2 separate regions of the Mus musculus genome follow, and region 1 is linked to region 2. Evidence: chromatin loops called from intact Hi-C (ENCODE). Cell type or tissue: gastrocnemius. All regions are shown on one strand. Each heading gives the region's core, and the rest is flanking DNA. Links, peaks and the distances in the headings are about the cores only.

What was found. A loop is a pair of places that touch in the nucleus more often than their neighbours do. Peaks named below come from ENCODE experiments on the same cell type or tissue, not always from the same donor. Only the 100,000 strongest peaks of a DNase experiment are listed, where the experiment ranks them.
Region 1: a loop joins it to region 2, with 5 times the contacts of the local background. A loop is called at or near these places in 15 of 42 quality-filtered maps.

The regions. Positions count from the first base shown.
Region 1 is chr16:96,149,364-96,154,866 of GRCm38, reverse strand. It overlaps Get1 (guided entry of tail-anchored proteins factor 1), which reads right to left. Exons shown (of 5, transcript NM_207301.3): 2 at 2,889-3,054; 3 at 1,829-1,896; 4 at 672-786. Among named protein-coding and RNA genes, the nearest start is that of Get1, 6.7 kb to the right of the region's middle. In gastrocnemius, for the core only: a CTCF peak has its summit at 3,126 (motif pointing right); DNase peaks (open chromatin) are centred at 3,105 and 3,672; H3K27ac peaks cover 510 bases.
Region 2 is chr16:96,040,942-96,046,444 of GRCm38, reverse strand. It overlaps Brwd1 (bromodomain and WD repeat domain containing 1), which reads left to right. Exons shown (of 42, transcript NM_145125.3): 18 at 1-100; 19 at 1,798-1,981; 20 at 3,351-3,444; 21 at 5,062-5,193. Among named protein-coding and RNA genes, the nearest start is that of Brwd1, 39 kb to the left of the region's middle. In gastrocnemius, for the core only: a CTCF peak has its summit at 2,132 (motif pointing right); a DNase peak (open chromatin) is centred at 2,115; H3K27ac peaks cover 851 bases.

The sequences.
Region 1 (5,503 bases), core at 682-4,681, 110 kb before region 2:
CAGCAAGAAAGGCTGGAAGAAACAGAAACATTAAGGGTTTGTCTGTAACCAAATGGATTTTGTAGGCGGAGTGCCTTTTTTTTTTTTTTTTGAAGCACAGCTGGCTTGAAACTCCCTATGTAGACCAAGAGGGAAGGCCTAAAACTCAGAGATCCTCCTGCTTGCCTCCTAAGTGCTAGACTGAAAGTATGCCAACTGGCATGGTTTAAAAAAATAGTTCCTATGTTGCCAGGGCATGGAGGAGCATGCCTTTAACCCCAGTACTAGGAACTGGGGAAGGTAAATAGATGTCTGTGAGTTTGGGGCTAGCCTGGTCTACAAATCTAGTTCCAAGCCAATCAGGGCCACACAGTGAGACCCTGTCTCAAGAAAACCCAACCCGAAAAAATATTCCTACATGTCTACTCATTCTTCAATGACATGAATAACCTTTAACATCCAAAGGAACTTTCAAAACTCAAAGGCAACAGCCAAGATAAGCAAGCTACTCAGAGAGGGAGACACCGGGAGAAGTGGCCTCTGGGTACCGGGGATGTAACTCTGCCCCTGGCAAGTAGCTTCTCCAGACCACAGAAGGCTGGGACAAGAGGTGCGGCTTGCTGAGGGGACAGCAAGGATGAAGTCAGATCATCTAATCTCCCACCACCACCGTATTTCCAGAAAACAATTACCTGCTACTCGAGTAGGAAAGGCTACCAGGCGGTCTAGTGGGGTGATCCACTTGCTGGGCACCACAGCCACAGGGACGGAGTAATACTTCCAAATGAGCGAGATCATCAGCGCTGCCTGGAAGAAGCCTGCGGTGAGTGGGGGCCTCACAACTCCATCACTCGAGTGTACGCGAACGTGCACACACACACACACACACACACACACACACACACACAACTCCAGACAAAAACATCTCACACTGGTGACAGGGGGGGTGGGGGTGGGCCTTCTTGTGGGAACTGGCATTTCCCTGTTTTAATATAGATGCCACACATCCACTATTTATTTATTTAAGTGAGCTGAGTCTGCCCCAGTCAGTATAAAAGCAGCCAGGATTCCACAATCCCTCTGTCACCCAAGTCAGCTCCAAGCTGGTGACAACTAATGTTTCACCTCTTCTCCTTTCCCAGAAGCACCTTCTGTGGTCCTGAAGGCTGTGCTGAAACGCTCGGACTGAGGAGGGCAGGATGGATGCCCGAGGCTTTGTGGATGAGTCTCTGTGCAGTACCGGAAGCAGCATCCAGAAGGCAAAGAACACAACCCCACCCCAACCCCACCCCGGTAGTGAGAAAAATGGGGGAGAGCGGGAAGCGGACAAGATGGCTGGCTCTGCTGAGCACTGCCTGCTCTTCCAGAAGATCCAGGTTCAAATCCCAGCACCCACCCGGTGACTCACATCTGTCTCTGACTCCAGTCCCAGGGAATCTAATATCCTCTTCTGACTCCTAAGGACACCAGGTACATACATGGTGTGCAAACATTTATGCAAGCAAAACACCCGCCCACAGAAATGAATAAACTTAAAGAGGAAAAGAAAAGAAAGGCAATTGTCAAGTCGGTGCACGCTTTTAATCCCAGCACTGGGGAGGTAGACGCAGGCTGGCCTAAGCAAACTGACTAGATCGCAAGGCAAGTTTTACATTGACGTGAAAGAACCTGCCCTGGGATAGAGGATGGAGAGCCGAGCAGTCAAGAAAGACACCACATCCCCCTCTGGCCTCTGTACACGCGTGTGCACCTGCACACACAGGAAGATGCCTACACACATGTGCACATACACAAGCAGGCAAAGGGAAAATAATCACAGCCGTGCAGTCAGAGCCCAGGCGACACTCACTTGTAGTATGTAGAAAGCAACACTTATAAACCACTTGATCTTGGCCAACTGAGCTGTCCGTGCCTTCACTGAAAGGGAAACAAAACCACGGTGAAACAGGAGTCAATCCTGCAAAACTGAGAACACACCTGAACACTCGGAAGTGACATTTCCCTCACTAAACGCGCTCTCTCTAATCGCTGATTGATAACCAACACACTCAGAAACATCAAACAGGACAACAGTGTGTGTAATAAATCTCTTACTCTGTTGCCAATTTACGAAATTTCAAGTTGGGTGGCTATGCTATTGTTTGAGTAGACACCCACTCAGCCTGCATCTTGAAGTCACTGTAGCCTGAGAGACTCTTCCCCAACGCACTTGCCGCTCACTCATCGACAGAGCTAAACATCACCCACATTTTCTAACCTGCACCATCTCTGAGCCTCCTACAGGAGCCCAGCCCTCCCAAGCCTGTGTTCTGCACAGCCTGCTCCACCTTACACAGCCCAGCAGGGGCTTTCGGGACACATTGCTCTCTGGAGGAGAAAGAAGAGACAAACAGATAGACAGGACCTCACTATGAAGCCCTGGCTAGTGAGCTGCCTGACTCTGCCTCAGAATACTGGGACTCAAGTGTGCACAGTCCTCTACTCACACAGGAGCTGCTCCTGAGAGTGCCAAGTACCCTGAGGACTCACTGTGTGTTCTTTGTCTGGACTGCCCTCAGCAAAGTGCCAGTCTCAAGAGTTAAAATCTGCAGAGGACAAATTGGCTCTGAAGAAAAGTCTACAAGGATTTCTGGATATAGAAGGGTTAGCTGGGCATGGTGGCACACGCCTTTAATCCCAGCACTTGGGAAGCAGAGGCAGGAGGATTTCTGAGTTCGAGGCCAGCCTGGTCTACAAAGTGAGTTCCAGGACAGCCAGGGCTACAGAGAAACCCTGTCTCGAAAAACAAGAAAGAAAGCAAAGGGTTTACCAGCAAACGAGAAGTAACACATGTACCTCAAATCCACACACAAAGACACCCCCCCTGCTCCCACCCGCCCCTCCCTCCATCATGGCTGCAAGACGAGTACCGTGCGTTTTGAGCTTGTCCGTCATCTTGTTGATCTTCCTTTCCAGCCTGGCGTATCTGGCAAACTCGTCCATCATGTTGACGGTGGACAGCTCCTGCTTCATGCCCTGGATCTCTGCCCTCATCTGTGACTCCTGCTCTGCATCCTTCTGCAGCACCCTGGAAATCTGGCAGGGAGGAGGCCGGCATCGGTGTGTGTTCCGGATACATGCCACAGCGGCCACCAGGTGGCGCCCACCACCTGTCAGGGCTTGTCAGGGTCCCAGGACTAGGTGGTCACACCCTGGTGCAGAAAGGTGCAGGCCAGGCCAGTGGCAGAAATCGCCAGAGACAAGCCTCACCAACAAATGGATGAGCAGTAACACAGCATTGTCCAGGACCCTCCAAACACAGCACTGCTGGAAAGAGCCCTCTTCTCATGAGGGGACACCAAAGCAGGCCTTCAAACTGGACGTCAGTGACACGTTTGTCACCAGTATTACAGCCAAGACCTTTGCTCACTCACAAAGTACAGAACAGCAGAGGGCTGTCAACTTACCTTCAAGGGTTCAGGGGGAAAACTGCTGTTTGCCCAATCTTTAAAATAGCTCTGCTGGTTTTAAAGATGAAAAGAGGGAGTATGTAAAGTTTAGCTGGCCCATAGCAATGGCACCACCCCCAGCTCAGAGGACCCCTCTGCTTGCCACAAAGAAAGGCAACCTCAGTAACAGCCAGAGCCACACCCTTGACCCTGGCAGTGTCGGCAGACAGTCCAGGCACACAAGCCGAGGCCCCATAAGGAACTCGCAGTTAAAGCCCCTGGGCTGGGGCCAGCACTGTGAGTCACCCTGAAGGCTGCACAGTGGACAAGGAACAGGGTTTGCAAACCTTCCTCTCTAATGCCCACTGTTCTCCACTCAAAGGGAGAGTTATTCCAATCTGGTCCACCCTGGAGAAAAAAAAAATAGGAATGGACCAAAGTCTCTAACGTTCACAGCAGCTAAGAGTGCTTGTTTTTAGAGGATTGGGGTGCAATCCCAGCACCCACATGGTGGTTCACAACCATCTATAACTCCAGTTCTAGGGGATCCAACAACTTCTTCTGAATCCATGGACACCAGGCATGCAGGTGATGCACAGACATACACCACACATGCAGGCAGGTGATACACAGACATACATCACACATGCAGGCAGGTGATACACAGACATACATCATACATGCAGATAGGTGATACACAGACATACATATATGCATGCAGGTGATACACAGATATACATCATACATGCAGGCAGGTGATACACAGACATACATACATGAATGCAGGTGATACACAGATATACATCATACATGCAGGCAGATGATACACAGACATACATCACACATGCAGGCCAAACACCATCCACATAAAAAAATAAGTATTTTTAAAGGCCAACATTTTTAAAAAGTCACAGAGCTATCATTCAAAATCAGAGAACCAACCTCCCTCCCCCTCCACATCCCTTGCTGCCTGGAGTTGGCCCTGCTCCTTGCCACCTGTAGCACTCAGGAAGGCTAGCCAGGTCAGTATTGGAGACCCTGCCCTGGTGGTATGGGTGCAGGAGAGCTGGCAGGCCGACCGACTCAGCTACCCCCAAGGCCCAGATCCAGGAATTCGAGCTTGCCCACCCATCCCAACATCTACACAATCCATGAACTCTGGGAGCACATGAAGTGGCTGATCCTGCAGATCCAAAGCTGCAGCATCTCCATGACACAGGGCAAGGACAGGACACCAGAGGAGTCCAGGTGAGGACCCAATGACGGAGAGCAGAAGCCAGAGGCCTCAAACCAGAGTAATGACTCATTGCAACGAACATTTACAGTGTTCGCTGGCAAAGACGTGTGGACAAAGGGTATACTGCGCAACACGCTACAATCTCCACAAGTTTTTGTTTTTCTTTTGTGGGGTTGCAAAAAAGAAAAAAAAAAAAGAAAAATCAGGGGGAGGGGAGGCTGGAGAGATGGTTCAGTGGTTAAGATGGCTGCTCTTCCAAAAGACCTAGGTTCAATTCCCAGCACCCACATGGCAGCTCACAACTAGATTCCCAGTTCCAGGGAATCTGACACACACAGACATACATGCAGGCAAAACACCAGTGCACATTAAATACATACATAAATACAAAAGCTTTGAATTTAAAAAATCAGGGCCCCTATAAAGGATGCTTAAACAGGAAACATGTCATTAGGGCTCTGCTTCCCCACCCCATAGCAACATGACCTGTGGTCACAACCAGCAGATCCTGAGGTGGAGCGTGGGGGTGGGTGTGAGAGGCACAGTCAGGGAAGGAGACCTCAGGAGGAGAGAACAGACTCTCGGGAGACAGGCTTCAATAAGACAGCTTGTTTAATTGGGAGAACATAGGCTATTATTAAACCTTTAGGGAGTGTGCAGGGGTCTTCAGGGAGAATGCACGTCATTGGCTGGGGCCGGGATGTTGCGGCTGCCTCAAGCACAGAGAGGAATTTCAGATATTGCTGGATGTAACCTTATAAGGAGATGAAGCCCATTGTGGTTGCTGGGCTCCGTAACCTCCTCTGAGGGGCAGAGGGTGGGAGCAATCTTACTCCTACTCATCTCGGGTCTGGACACA
Region 2 (5,503 bases), core at 448-4,447:
ATTAGGCAGCTGCAGCAGCAGCAAGACCAGAGACTGGGAGTGGATCAGGATGGGACTGCAAATGGACTTCCCAGTGGGGAAGGGACACCCCGAAGAGGGAGTGAGTACAAATAAAATTCTGTGCGAGAGTAATAAAATAAAGAGATGTGGCTTCATTGCCAGATGCATGCACCTCAGAACCCAAGAACAGCTAAGTAGTATTCTGAAAATTGCTTTGTTACTCAAAGAAAAAAAAAAAAAAAAAAAAGGAGTTATAAGTGGATATGAAGTTTGTTAAGTACTCTGAAAGTCTGTCAACGGTCTTAGCTGTGGGGTAGGTTTTCAGAGTATATTAAATGAGAGCAGACAACATTATTTTTAAATGAAAACTACTTTAGCTTTCTCTTGCTTTGGCATTCACGTCTTTTGTGCAGCCTAGTTGAGTAGAGACTTTCCTTTCTTACTAAGTCAGTGTTGATTAAAAAAAAAAACATAAGGTAAGCGCCACGATGTCACAGGTAAATGATACTTAGTTTTATTAAACTATCCTAATAGGTAAGAGGCCAATATCCTCTTATACCCTGGTAAATAATTAGAGAAGCAAAGCTGGGTATTTGAAAATGGAAATGAAGCTGAGTTCTAATGAGCACGACTGACACTGATGAGTGTTTATCTCGTGTGCTCAGAGACCCAGGAGACTCCGGTACTGCTGCACGGTGACAGCCTGATGGGGTCCTACGAGTTTCATTTCCATAAAGAGATACCATGACCACCACAACTCTTATAAAGAAAAACATTTGAGTCTAGCTTACGTTTCAGAGGTTTAGTTCATTATTGACGTGGCAGAAAACAATGGCATGCAGGCAGACATGGTTCTGAAGGAACCTATGTGCACATGTATGTATGCATATGTCTGTGAGTACCCATTTAGGCCAAAAAGGGCTAGAGTCACAGCTAGTTGTGAGCTGGGATCTGACCTGGGTCCTTTACAAGAGCAGCAAGTGCTCTTAACCGCTGAACCATCTCTTCAGCCCAGATTATTTCTGTTGTGTGTGTGTGTGCTTGCCTGTTTGAGTGTCTGCCGTTTGTGTCCAAGTACTTGCGGGGCTGGAAGAGAGTGCTTAGAGCTATGTAGCCTTCATGGAGTTAGAGCACCTGATGGAGGTGCTGGGAACTGACCTGACCTCAGGTCCTTTGTACTAACAGGAAATGCTCTTAACTCCTGAGCCATCTCTGCTCTTTTGTGGTAATTATGAAAATTTTTATTGTTAGAATTATTCTAATTTTTATGTCTGTGTGAGAGTGTGTGCATATTTGTGTTATGTTTGTGTAGCGTGTGTGCGTGCGTGCGTGCGTGCGTGCGTGCGTGCGTGCGTGTGTGTGTAAGGCCCACAGAGAAAGATCCCACGAAGCCGGTGTTCAGATGGTTTGCTAGTTGCCTGCTCAGTAGCCTAGACTGTAACAGTGTTCTTGTTATATAGCTTCCCCAGTTTAGTGGGGCATCTATCCTTAGCAAAGGTTTTCCCAAAAAACAAACTGTTTTGAAATAAAGATGCAATGGAATACATTTGTGTATTTTATAATTTCAGAATGTATAGAAAAAGTTCAAGTGGCAGTTTACCAATTAATGATAAGTATTCTACATTGTGGTTTTAGTTATGTTAAAGCTTTCTTCTTATAGCTGTTTTTAGTATGTCTGTCCTTTTTCTGGTTTGGAAAAAGGTGTGTCCTAGTAGGAGGAATGCACTGTTACTGTGTGCTAAATGAACATAATAACTGGAAATACTTTAAAAATACTTCCTGATATTTTTCTTCTAGGTTTTAGAAGACTGAGTTTAGACATTCAGTCTCCTCCAAACATCGGTCTCCGTCGGAGTGGGCAGGTTGAAGGTGTTCGTCAGATGCATCAGAACGCTCCTCGGAGTCAGATTGCTACAGAGCGTGACCTCCAGGCTTGGAAGCGGAGAGTAGTTGTTCCAGAGGCACCGCCTGGCATGTTCAGGTCCATAACTATTAGGAGGATGTCATTTTATATTTTATTTTATTTTACGATTTATTTATTTTATTTATGTATGTGAGTACACTGTCGCTGTCTTAAGAAACACCAGAAGAGGGCATTGAATCCCATTACAGATGGTTGTGCGCCACCAAGTGGTTGCTGGGATTTGACCTCATGACCTCTGGATCAGGTCTTAACTGCTGAGTCATCTCTCTAGCCCCTACTCTTAACATCCAGTAGTAAACTAGGTCTGTAAAAAACTGGACAAACCTTCATTCTTTTTTCTTTAGCTTAGATCTACCTTCCTCTGCTTCCCAAGTGATGGGATTAAAAGGCATGTGCCACCACTGCCCAGCCGGTTTTTGTTTTTTGTTTTTGTTTTTTGCTTTTTTTGTCTTTTTATTTATTTATTTATTTATTTATTTTCTTAGAAATCAGTTTTTGTTCTTTGTACATTCTTATGTAGCATGGCTAAGATACATTGAGATTTTATATCAAGTCAGGTGTTTCTAGGAGTTTTCAAATTAGAACCAAGGGACCCTGAGTCTTTTACACAGTGAAGACAAAGGCCATTTTTAGCCTATGGTAACGTGCTCCAAGGTTTGAAATTATTCCTGTTGTAATCATCTGAACAGTGTTATTGACTTGATAAGGAGACAGAGAAATGAGTAGCACTGCTATTTTTGTTTAAATGAGAGGCCTAAAACATGGGGTTGAATTCTTTGTATAAGAAAAATGTTGCTTTTAATTTTATTTGCAGAAAGGAAGTATAATCTTGGAGACGCTTGGAAGCAATGAAATGGGCTGTCTAGTTGTATTGGTTCTAATGGGTCGATACATAATGCCAATTAATGAATATTTTGTAGTTAATATGAATAGGTCTTCACATAAACTGAGGTTTTGTTTTTAATAAAAAAAAGATAAGGGGCTGGCAAAATGGCTCAGTGAGTAAGAACACTGACTGCTCTTTCAAAAGTCCTGAGTTCAAATCCCAGCAACCACATGGTAGCTCACAACCCCCATAATGAGATCTGACGCCCTCTTCCAGTGCGTGTGAAGTCAGCTACAGTGTACTTATGTACAATAATAAATAAACCTTAAAAAAAAAAGAAAGATAAATACATACATAAAATCTAAACTTGTAGTTAGTGGTTTTGGGGTAGCCAGGTGAGTCTTGACCGTGATGAGGCGCTGCGCTTGCTCCTGCCTGCCAGTGGCGGGGCTCGGGCAGCTGAAGCGTCTTCTCATTTCAATAGCTTTGTGTGCTGTTTTGAGGTGCTGTGGGCCCAGTAGCCTCTAAAGCTGCAGTGATGTACTGTTAACTGTGTACCTCAGTCCAAGAACCTCTGTCACCATAGCCTTAATTTTGTAGGCGGTTGGAAGACATTCGCATAGAGAGAGGCGAGGAGGAGAGGAACCTGTATGTAATAGGGAGAAAGAAGAAGACTTTCCAGGTCCCACAAAAGGTAACTTGATTCTCCTTTCTTGGGAATGAGGAAATTATCATAAAATTAGAATTCAGTGTTTTTTGTGATTTATAAAAACAGCAATAGCTTTCCAAAGTATAGTATTTATTGCTTAAAGTCTTTTGTTGGGCATTTAAAGCCAACATAGAACTATTGAGTTCTTTTTGTTTTGTTTTCTTTGAGACAGGGTTTCTTTTTGAGACTGCCTGTGTCTCCTGGGTGCGCTGGGATTAAAGGCACTCACCTCTGCCACCATCACCACCATGCTGAACTGTCAGTTAGGTCTAATGACCATACATTAAGATGTCTTCCTGTCCTTTTACAGCTGCTGACTGGCTTTCTGAGGTAGCCACTGTCACAGCTCATGTGGCTGCTGTGTAGGTCTTTGTACTCTTGAAGCTCCAACAGTGGAAGTCTTGTCCCCCTCTCTTTGGTGAGCATAGAAGAGGTAGTAATATCTCATGTAGCCAAGCTTTTTGTCTCTGTTTTTAAAGATTCATGTATTTATTTTATATGAATACACTGTCTCTTCAGACACACCAGAAGAGGGCATCGGCTTGAATTACAGATGGTTGTGAGCCACTATGTTGTTCCTGGGATTTGAACTCAGGACCTCTGGAAGAGTAGTCAGTGCTCTTAACCTCTGAGCCATCTCTCTGGCCTCCAAGCTCTGTAGCCAAGGAAGACCTTAAATTTCTGGCAAACTTTTGTCTTTAGATTTTTTTCAAGACAGTTTCTTTGTGTGACCCTGGCTATCCTGGAATATGCTCTGTAGATCATGCTGGCCTTGAACTCAGAGACATCCACCTGCTTCTGCCTCCTGGGTGCTGGGATTGATGGCATGTGCCAACACTGCCTGGAAACTTTTTTTTTTTAAAGATTTATTTGTGTGTTTGCCTGTGGAGACTAGAAGGTGTTGGATTACCTAGACATTTGTGCTGGGAATTGAACTCTAGACCTTTGGAAGAGCTGTATATGTTCACCCACCCAGTGATTTTTTTTTTTCTATTTATCATATGTAAGTGCACTGTAGCTGTCTTCAGACAACACCAGAAGAGAGCATCAGATCTCAGATGGCTGTGAGCCACCATGTGGTTGCTGGGATTTGAACTCAGGACCTTCGGAAGAGCAGTCAGTGCTCTTATCCACTGAGCCAACTCTCCAGGCCCCCAGCTATATTTTAAGCTTCTGAATTTTATCTTTTTTTTTTCTTTTTTAAACCATTGCATAGTCAAAGATACTGCAAGCTTCTATCTTTAGAGTGGTGAGATTGCACAGGTGTATGCCGGCACGCAGGTCTGTGGGATTCTGGGAACAACTCTAAGGGTTGTACTAGGTTTCAGACATTTACCAACTGAGTACACCCCAGCCCTTGACTCCCTGTTGAGTGTAGCTTCATGTCATTCATGGCATCGTGGACATGTAAGGCAGTGTGGGCATGAGGCTCATGAGCTGCTGTGGCCTGTTTTTAAAGCTTTCCAAGGAACTAAAAGTAAAAAATACCGACTTGAGTTAACAAAATTATTTTTAATCTTTGTCTCCTTTAAAGCCATTTAAAGTTGACTCCATACAATGGCAATTTTGTCATACTGATGCCCATGCTTCTTCATGTTGTAGTCCAATTCGATGGTTTTGGTGTCCCAGTCTAGACAACGGACGTGTAGGCGTAAATATGCAAATTATAGTAGAAGAAACGCTGACCAGTGTGAATTATCTTCTGGAAATGAATCTTCAGGCTCTGTTAGACATGTAAGTAGAAAGACTGCGGGGTCACCTAATGTGGGTTTGCCTGACTCTTGTGTACACACACACACTGTTAGGGATTAAAGAGGCCTAGGCATGGTAGGCAGATTGTGAGAGATCACCCCTCAGGCCTTCTGACCTCTTGACCTTGAGGAAGGGTCTTCCTGAATCCTAAAGGGGTCGAAGGGCCTTTGGACTTGGGGTTGTTCCTGTCTCCCACATACTTGCAGTCTGTGCCAACAGGTTCTGCTGAGTTTGTCTTAGGTCTAAGCATGGCATGGTATGTTGGTGGAATCAGCCTGTAGTGTAGCCTGCG